Regions from separate parts of the Homo sapiens genome. Here region 1 is linked to region 2. Evidence: chromatin contacts called from ENCODE Hi-C or POLR2A ChIA-PET data. All regions are on one chromosome and are shown on one strand. The core of a region is the stretch at or near the end of the contact, and the rest is flanking DNA. Distances in the headings are between cores, read along the strand shown.

The links. Hi-C counts contacts between places; a loop is a spot of excess contacts on that map. ChIA-PET counts read pairs that join two places held with the same protein, here RNA polymerase II (POLR2A). Pooled maps may share reads with other maps.
Region 1: a loop to region 2 is called in a pooled map, with 1.9 times the contacts of the local background. The contact joins two enhancer-like sites. A Hi-C loop is called at or near these places in 2 of 168 maps with a recorded cell type or tissue (CD14-positive monocyte and PC-9) and 2 of 50 pooled maps. POLR2A ChIA-PET finds 5 or more read pairs at or near these places in 5 of 52 experiments (B cell, H1, Panc1 and 2 more).

What each region holds. Positions count from the first base shown.
Region 1 is chr12:108,952,720-108,957,384 of GRCh38, reverse strand. The region is part of intron 6 of SVOP (SV2 related protein); the gene reads left to right. Among named protein-coding and RNA genes, the nearest start is that of SVOP, 66 kb to the left of the region's middle. Within about 2 kb of position 2,011, at least 2 of the 41 ENCODE cell types and tissues checked have a DNase peak (open chromatin) inside an H3K27ac peak, as active enhancers do.
Region 2 is chr12:108,912,415-108,917,115 of GRCh38, reverse strand. SVOP (SV2 related protein) reads left to right here. Exons shown (of 16, transcript NM_018711.5): 15 at 1,244-1,333; 16 at 4,375-4,701. The coding sequence ends at 4,581. Among named protein-coding and RNA genes, the nearest start is that of DAO, 35 kb to the right of the region's middle. Within about 2 kb of position 2,920, at least 6 of the 41 ENCODE cell types and tissues checked have a DNase peak (open chromatin) inside an H3K27ac peak, as active enhancers do.

The sequences.
Region 1 (4,665 bases), core at 762-3,261, 41 kb before region 2:
CGAGACCATCCTGGCCGACACAGTGAAATCCCGTCTCTACTAAAATTACAAAAATTAGCTGGGTGTGGTGACACACACCTGTAATCCCAGCTACTTGGGAGGCTGAGGCAGGAGAATCCCTTGAACCCAGGAGGCGGAGTTTGCAGTGAGCTGAGAGCGCGCCACTGCTATCCAGCCTCGGCGACAGAGCAAGACTCCATCTCAAAAAAGACATTCTACTGAGACTCTTGCTGTGTCTCCTGTGGAAGCTTTCCCTCCCTGGGAGCCAGGACCTCTAGACCCACCGAGCCCAGAAGTTGCAGGATGTGAAGTACAAATCCCCTGATCTGGGTCACTGAGACTGATGACAGTGAAGCCTACTCTTACTTCAACCCCTTAATTTCCAGACCCATGAATCTTTTCTCCTGGGAATGAAGCATCATAATGGCAATAGACTTAAGTGGGTATTGTGTCCTGGAGGACAGTGCCCCATGGTCACAGGGCATCGTCTCCAAGCTGACACCTTAGTGACACCTTCAGAGTCCTGTTCCATTGCTCTCTTAGGCCAGCAGCTTCAGGATAGCACAATATATGATAGGACCAGCGGATTCCAGGCCATACATCCGCTTCTACATCTCCTTCACTCTATATGGGCTCCTTGGGTCCCATGCAATGTTATGATGGATCCTTTGTCAGTGGGTCAGACATTGTGTGAGCCCTCAGGTGATGGTGGTGACTGAGACCTTGTGGGCAGGAAAGATAAACCAATACTCAGAATAGGTGCCGATTCGGTCAAGATGAATTGCTGCTCCTTCAAAACTGGAAGAGTCCAATGTATGTACCTAAGTTGCTACCAAGTGACATGGAGTGGTTCCATCCTGGGGGCTCCATGTTGGTCTCTGTTGCGGGCAGGCTGGCTCTTTGGCAGCACAAGCAGCAAGATCAGCATTGGAGGGTGGGGATCTGTTCAGTCCTGCTAGAGCGCCCACCCCCTCAGGGGTAATAGGTCAGGGATTGATTTCTTATGCCTGCTGAGCATCATGATTGGGGAAGACTGGAAGAGACAGCCTAGAAGGGTAATGCTAATTCTTTTTTTTTTTTTTTGAGACGGAATCTCGCTCTGTCGCCCAGGCTGGAGTGCAGTGGCGCAATCTCGGCTCACTACAAGCTCCGCCTCCAGGGTTCACACCATTCTCCTGCCTCAGCCTCCCGAGTAGCTGGGACTACAGGCGCCTGACACCACGCCCAGCTAATTTTTTTTGTATTTTTAGTAGAGACGGGGTTTCACCATGTTGGCCAGGATGGTCTCGATCTCCTGACCTCGTGATCCACCCACCTCAGCCTCCCAAAGTGCTGGGATTACAGGCGTGAGCCACTGCGCCCAGCCAGCATAATGCTAATTCTAAAATAGATCATGGGCTCTGAAACCAGACGGCTTGGGTTTGAATCCTGGCTGCTCTGTCACATAATAGCTGTATGACCTCAGGCAAGTCACTGAACCTTCCTGCATCTGTTTTCTCATCTCTAAAATGGAACAACAACATCCCCACCTCATGGGGTCCCTTAAAATAGTCATTAAATGACAACATTCTGTAAAATGCCCAGGACAGTGCCTGGCAGAGCACTCAAGATTTATTAACAAGCATTTGATCTGCTGAAGGCTTTGGCAAGAAGCTCAAGCGTCATTGTGATGTATGATGGATGACGGATGAATGACTCAAGGTATCACTGTAGATAGAACAGGGACAGGGGAGATATGACCACATGGATTTGACACATGAGCAAACTCCCAGCCTCCTCCTGCCACTTGGGAGGCTGGAAGGATGGTGAGTGGCTCTCAGCTCTCCTCAGTCCTTCCCTCCTTGATTCATGATTAATTCCTCCAGGGCTCTGTAGAGTAGGCATTTGACATACACTTCTGGATCTGGGATGAGCTTACAAACCACTGGAGCTTGAAGGAAAGGCTATTAATGGAGCCGCAGCCATAAATCTGGGCTGGCAGGGACTTGTGGACAATGTGCTCCACTTCTGGCCCAGCTCCAGGAATTCCTGCAGACACAACTACTGCCCTATTCATGAATATGATGAGTTCATTGAGGACGATACCGTTTTCCCCTCGTGGCTGGAAGGAATGTACTCACAGAAGAGCAAATCAAATTCCCTTACCAGGGATGCTCAGAGAGATGCCTGTAGAAATAGACTTCAAACAGTCACTGGATTTTCTTCTCATATAAGGAAAGATAAAGGATTTAAATATTCAGAATGTCCACAGAAATTCTTGTTCAAGATGGTAGAATGAGAAGTGACATTTTCTATTTCTTCTTCTTCCACATTTCCTGGAAATGACATAGAAGTAGTAAGAAATAGAATAAATCTTTTCTTTTTGTGAGAGACAGGGTCTCGCTCTGTTACCCAGGCTGGAGTACAGTGGCAAAATCATGGCTCACTGCAGCCTCGAACTCCCAGGCTCAAGTGATCCTTCTGCCTCAGCCTTCCAGGCACACACCACCATGCTCAGCTAATTTTTTCTATTTTTTGGTAGAGATCGGGGTCTAACTGTATTGCCTGGGCTGGTCTTGAATACCTGGCCTCAAGCGATCTGCCTACCTTGGCCTTCCAAAGTGCTGGGATTACAGGCATGCATCATGGCGCCCAGCTAAGAAATAGAATAAATACTTAAGAGTACTGGAGAGCAAGAAAATGGTGCCATCAGTGGATCAGAATTTTGAGAAGCCTCCGGAAGCCTATAAGCAGATGCGATTGCAAGGGTGGAGTAGCTGGAACAGAGAAAATCACACCCCAAAACAGCAAAGGGGCGGGACTACAAAGAGGACGAGAGATTCTTCCCATGGGGTTCTGGGATTATGGCACAGGACACCAGGGGAATAAAATAAAGGACATAGAGGAGCTAGGAGGGCCTTTCCCCCTTATCTCATGCTTATCTTAAGGGTCCCCAGCTTGCCTGCCTGCTCCCTACTTCTTCCCCATTTAGTTATTCATGTATTGAACACTACTGTAGCCCTTCCATGTGTTTATTGAGCTATCATTACATTCCAGACACTGAGCCTTGTGCTTTACGTGTATTACCACTTTAACGCTCATCTTAGGATGTAGATATTATGATCATCTCCATTTTACAGGTACAAAAGCTGGAGCTTTGTAGAAACTAAGTAGCATGCCCAAGGTCACATAGCTAGTAAATGGCAGAGCTGATGTCTAAACATCACTTGACCCTCCAAACCTATTATCTGAACTACTCCACTAAATAGCTTTTTTTTTTTTTTTTTTTTTTGAGACAGATTCTTACTCTGTCACCCAGGCTGGAGTGCAGTGGTGTGATATCTCGGCTCACTGCAACCTCCACCTCCTGGGTTCAAGCGATCCTCCCACCTCAGCTTCCCGAGTAGCTGGGATTATGGGAGCAAGCCACCACACCCGGCTAATTTTTGTATTTTTAATAGAGACGGGGTTTCACCATGTTGACCAGGCTGGTCTCGAACTCCTGACCTCAAGCGATTCGCCTGCCTCAGCCTCCCAAAGTGCTGGGATTACAGGCATCAGCCACCACGCCCAGCCTAAATATCTGTTTTATCTGTGAGGAGGGCAAATAAAAACTAGAAACAAAATTGCAGAAGAAATATTTAGCCACCCAAGAGAGCCACTGGCTTCCCACCACTGTAACTCTATCCACTTACATAAAAATAATGTCTTAAATTATACAATGTTCCTATCTAGTTATAAAAATGGCTCCCTTAAGTTCATTATTTAGAAACATTTAGTTGGAGATATTTTGATGTGATTAAATGCAATTAAAAGTTTCCATTAATTTACAATAGCTTTATCCTATTGCAGCAACTCATAAAACCAGATGAAAAAGATTTTGCTGTATAATTCTTAAAAGCTCAACAACCAGAAGTCCTTGTAATGTACTCTGAATTTTAAGTATAAATGTCAATTAGGGCCGGGCGTGGTGATCACGCCTGTAATCCAAGCACTTTGGGAGGCTGAGGCGGGCAGATCACCCGAGGTCGGGAGTTTGAGACCAGCCTGACCAACATGGAGAAACCCTGCCTCTACTATAAATACAAAATTAGTTGGGCGTGGTGGCACATGCCTGTAATCCCAGCTACTTGGGAGGCTGAGGCAGGAGAATCGCTTGAACCCAGGAGGTGGAGGTTGCAGTGAGCCGAGTTCATGCCATTGCACTCCAGCCTGGCCAACAAGAGTGAAACTCTGTCTCAAAAAAAAAAAAGAAAAAAAAAAAAAAAAGTCAATTAGATCATTAAGGAGCCCATTCCTCTACGCTGATCTGTGCTTTTCTACAACCCTCCTTCTCTCCTCCCTTCCTCATTCTTTTCTTTCTTTCCCCAAAGTAGATATAATAATGGAGCTTACCAAGTGCTGGGCACTTTGCTAAATGTTCTGCTCAGACTAACTTACTTGGTCCATTGAACAACTGTTTTATCCCCGTATGACAGATGTGAAAACTGAGGCTTAGAACTCACAAGGGACTTGCTGGAGGTCAGATAGTTATTATTATTATTTTTGAAACCGGATTTCGCTCTGTTGCCAAGGCTGGAGTACAGCAACACGATCATACCTCCCTGCAGCCTCAAACTTCCAGTCTCAAGGGATCCTCCCACCACAGCCTCTGGAGTAGCTAGGAGTACAGATGTGTGCCACCAC
Region 2 (4,701 bases), core at 1,671-4,170:
ATGTAACAGGGAACCCCCAGAGTGGAGGGTTTTGATACGAGAGCAGCTTCTCACTTATAAAAGAGCCCAGGCCAGGCACAGTGGTTCACGCCTGTAAACCCAGCACTTCGGGAGGCCGAGGCAGGTGGATCGCTTGAGCTCAGGAGTTCAAGACCAACCTGGGTAACATGGTGAAACCTCATCCCTAAAAAACATACAAAAATTAGCTGGGAGTGGTGGCACATGCCTGTTGTCCCAGCTACTCGGGGTGGGGCTGAGGTGGGAGGATCACTTGAACCCGGGGAGGTCGAGGCTGCAGTGAGCCATGATTGTGCCACTGCACTCCAGCCTGAATGACAGAGTGAGACCCTGTCTCAAATAAATAAGTAAATAAAATACTATAAAATAAAAGAGTCCAATATGGGTGTTCTAGGTTGGGGGACAGCTTTCCTCCTCCAGTGATTTGGGAACCCAGGCTCCTCGCATCGTGTGCCTTTCTTATCCAGGGATCTTGCCCCAGGGGACATTTGGCAATGCCTGGGAATATTTTGGATTGTCATAAGGTGGCATGGGGAGGCAGAAGGGCTGCTGGAATCTCGTGGGTAGAGGCCAGGGATGCTGCCAAACATCCTACAACGCACAGCAACCCCCACCCCCATGACAAAGAATGAGCCATCCCAAAACATCCACAGTGCCCAGGCTGAGAAGCCCTCTGGCTTAGGGCCATGGAGTCCTTCTCGCAGCCAGCAGACATGGGAAGGGAGAGGAGAAAACATACCCTTCTTAATTACCTTGGGCTGGAAGATGCACAATCCCTTCTCACTTTGCCACTTAACAAAGCACGTGGCCCCTACTGGGTACAAACTGAGAGACTGTAAACATTTCCATCTCTCTCTTTATGAAGTCCCTTGAAAACCTGTGACCCAGGCTTCAAGGTGAACGCATGAGAAGAAGGTAGAGAGCAACCCCTGAGTTGTGAACTTGTGGCAGTTCCTGGTGGAGGAGTCTTTGGGGAGCCCCCCCCAGGACAGAGTGGACCCCTTTACTGGGTTCCCACCCGCAGCTCAGCCTCTTGCCCTAGGTCTGAGTTGAGCCTCCCATGCCCTTTGGGGTGAGGATCCCTGTCCCTTAAGGGCGTCACCAGCACTGGAGGGATTTGCCCTGACTTCCGGCCTGCCCCTGAGGTTGGTCCTATCAGCTTGGAGCTGGAGTGGTGGGAGGAACCTGCATGTCCCCATGCCTATATCCGGCTGCTGTGTTTCAGGTCTACCCCACGGCAACGCGGGCCCTCGGCCTGGGCACCTGCAGCGGCATGGCAAGAGTGGGTGCTCTCATCACTCCGTTCATCGCCCAGGTAGGTGCTGCCCCCAAATACAGAGGGATGGGGGGTGACAAAACCCCATGCATGGCAAGCAGTTACTACATGCCGACTGTCCCCAGAGCCCTCGGGTTGCATTCGCTCATTTTATCATAACAACACACCCGAGGACAGAAGAAATATTGCCTGCAGATGAGAAAACAGAGGCTCAGGGGCTAAAATGACATGCTCAAGGTCATGCAGCTGGAAAGTAGCCAATCCAGGAGTCAAACCCAGGTCTTCCCTGTGAAGAAAATCCTTGGGCTGCCATATGTTTTGCTTAAAAACAATGTGGATGAAAACAAGTGGGCAATTGTGAGTGAATTAATGCAAGAACAGAAAACCAAATACTGCATGTTCTCTGGGAGCTAGACATTGAATACACATAGACATAAAAATAGGAGTAATGGACACTGGGGACCACTCGACTGGGAAGGAAGGGTGGGAGTCATGGGCTGAAAATTCCACCTATTGGGTACTGGGCTCACTACCTGGGGATGGGGTCATTTGTACCCCCAAACTTCAGCATCATGCAATATATCTGTGTAACAAACCTGCAGTGGACCCCTTAATCTATGATAAAAGTTGATTTTTTTTTTTTTTTTTTGGGATGGAGTCTCGCTTTGTCACCCAGGCTGGAGTGCAGTGGTGTGATCTCAGCTCACTGTGACCTCCGCCTCCCAGGTTCAAGCGATTCTCCTGCCTCAGCCTCCCGAGTAGCTGGGATTACAGGCGTGCACCACCACGCCTGGCTAATTTCTGTATTTTTAGTAGAGACAAGGTTTCACCACGTTGGCCAGGATGGTCTCGATCTCTTGACCTTGTGATCTGCCTGCCTCGGCCTCCAAAGTGCTGGGATTACAGGCATGAGCCACTGTGCCTGGCCAAAAAAATTTTTTTTTTTTTAACAAAAGGAAAGAAGGGTCAGGTGCTGTGTCTCACGCCTGTAATCCCAGCCCTTTAGGAGGCTGAGGCGGGCAGATCACTTCAGGTCAGGAGTTCGAGACCAGCCTGGCCAACATGGTGAAACCCCCATCTCTACTAAAAATACAAAAATTAACTAGGTGTGGTGGCAGGTGCCTGTAATTCTGGCTGAGGCACAAAAATTGCTTGAACCCAGGAGGCAGAGTTTGCAATGAGCCAAAATTGCTCCACTACACTCCGGCCTGGGCGATAGAGTGAGACCTTGTCTCAAAAAGAAAAAAAAAGGAAAGAAAACAAGTATGCCGACAAAATTTAGTGGAAAACAAATAAATATGCCAGTTCCTGCTTTTTGAATTAGATAATTAGACGTCATTGCAGAATTTTGCAACTCTTCGTGTGTCATGAAGCATTTGTATCTAGGGATCTTAGTAAGTCTTTTTGCTTTTTGAAAATCCAGGTTTTTTTCTGTTTGAATCACTTTTTTATTGAGGTAAACGTCACATAACAAAATTAACCATCTTAAAGGGAACAATTCAGTGGCATTCAGCACATTCACAGCGTTGGGCAACCACTGCTTCTATCTAGTTCCAAAACATTCTCATCACCCCAAAATAAACCCCTGGATCCACTAAGCAGTCACTCCTCATTGCCCACTTCCTCTAGGCTCCTGGCAACCACCCATCTGCTTTCTGTAGATTTGCCAAGTCTGAATATTGCAGAGAAATGGAATTTAAAGACGTGTTTAGCCAAGTGTTTCTATTCTACTTTGATTTTAGCCGTTGTGTGGCACTCCTAACTGATGCTGGTTGAGAGCTCACCATGTGCCTCCACGGTGCCAGGTGCTGCCAGGTTCTTCCCATTAGGAAGTGACACCACTCTATGCCCATTTGGCAAATGAAGAAATGGGCTGGGCATGGTGGCTCACAGCTGTAATCCCAGCACTTTGGGAGGCTGAGGTGGGCAGATTACTTGAGGTCAGGTGTTCAAGTCCAGCCTGGTCAATTTGGTGAGACTCCATCTCTCTTAAAAATACAAAAGAATTAGCCAGGCATGGTGGCATATGCCTGTAGTCCCAGCTACTCAAAAGGCTGAGGCAGAAAAATTGCTTGAACCCGGGAGGCAGAGGTTGCAGTGAGCCAAGATTGCACCACTGCACTCCAGCCTGGAGACAGAGCGAGACTACATCTCAAAAGAAAAGAAAATGGGACTCAGCTCTGCCGTGTTGTTTGCCATGTGCCAAAAGCTAGGAAGTTGGCACAGGCACTGCACTGTTCCAGAGGAGAGAAGAGTTATAAGGAGCCCAGACTCAAGCTTAGCAGACCCAAGTTCAAATCCCAGCCCCATCCTTATTATCTGTATGAACTTGGGTAGGAACCACTTATCCTCTTTGAGCCTCAGTTTTCTCCTTTGTAAAATGGGGATGAAGTACTTAGCTCATAGGGCTGTGGCATGGCATCTGTGTTGGTCCGTTTTGTGTTGATTTCAAGGAATACCTGGCTGGGCGTGTTGGCTCATGCCTGCAATCCCAGCACTTTGGGAGGCCAAGGTGGGTGGATCACCTGAGGTCAGGAGTTCGAGACCAGCCTGACCAACATGGAGAAACCCCATCTCTACTAAAAATACAAAATTAGCCGGGCGTGGTGGCAGAAGCCTGTAATCCCAGCTACTTGGGAGGAGAATCGCTTGAACCCTGAAGGCGGAGGTTGCGGTGAGCCAAGATTGCGCCATTGCACTCCAGTCTGGGCAACAAGAATGAAACTCATCTCAAAAAAACAAAAAAAACAAAAAACAAAAAAAAGAATACTTGAGATCAGGTAATTTATAAAGAAGAGATTTATTTGACTCACGATTCTGCAGGCTGTACAAGCATGGCACCAGCATCTGCTTGGCTTCTGGTGAGGCCTCAGGAAGCTTTTACTCATGGAGGAAGGCAAAGGAGGGGCAGGCGTGTCACAAGGAGAGAGAGGGACAAAGGGGGAGAGGAGGGAATCACCAGATCCTTTTTAGCAAGCAGATATCACGAGAGGGCCTGATGTTACTAATACTATTTGATGGTTGGCGATGTCTGTGCTTCAGAAGGGATGCTTTCACCGACCCGTGTCTCCTTCCCCTAGGTGATGCTGGAATCCTCTGTGTACCTGACTCTGGCAGTTTACAGTGGCTGCTGCCTCCTGGCTGCCCTGGCCTCCTGCTTTTTGCCCATTGAGACCAAAGGCCGAGGACTGCAGGAGTCCAGCCACCGGGAGTGGGGCCAGGAGATGGTCGGCCGAGGAATGCACGGTGCAGGTGTTACCAGGTCGAACTCTGGCTCTCAGGAATAGTGACCGATGGGGGACTGAGCTGGTCTTTGAGGCTGCAGAGCTTGGGGGGCTGGCAGGCCCCAACTGGGGCACTGATTGTCACTGCCGACATCAAGAACTCACCCAAGAGTATGACCTGGA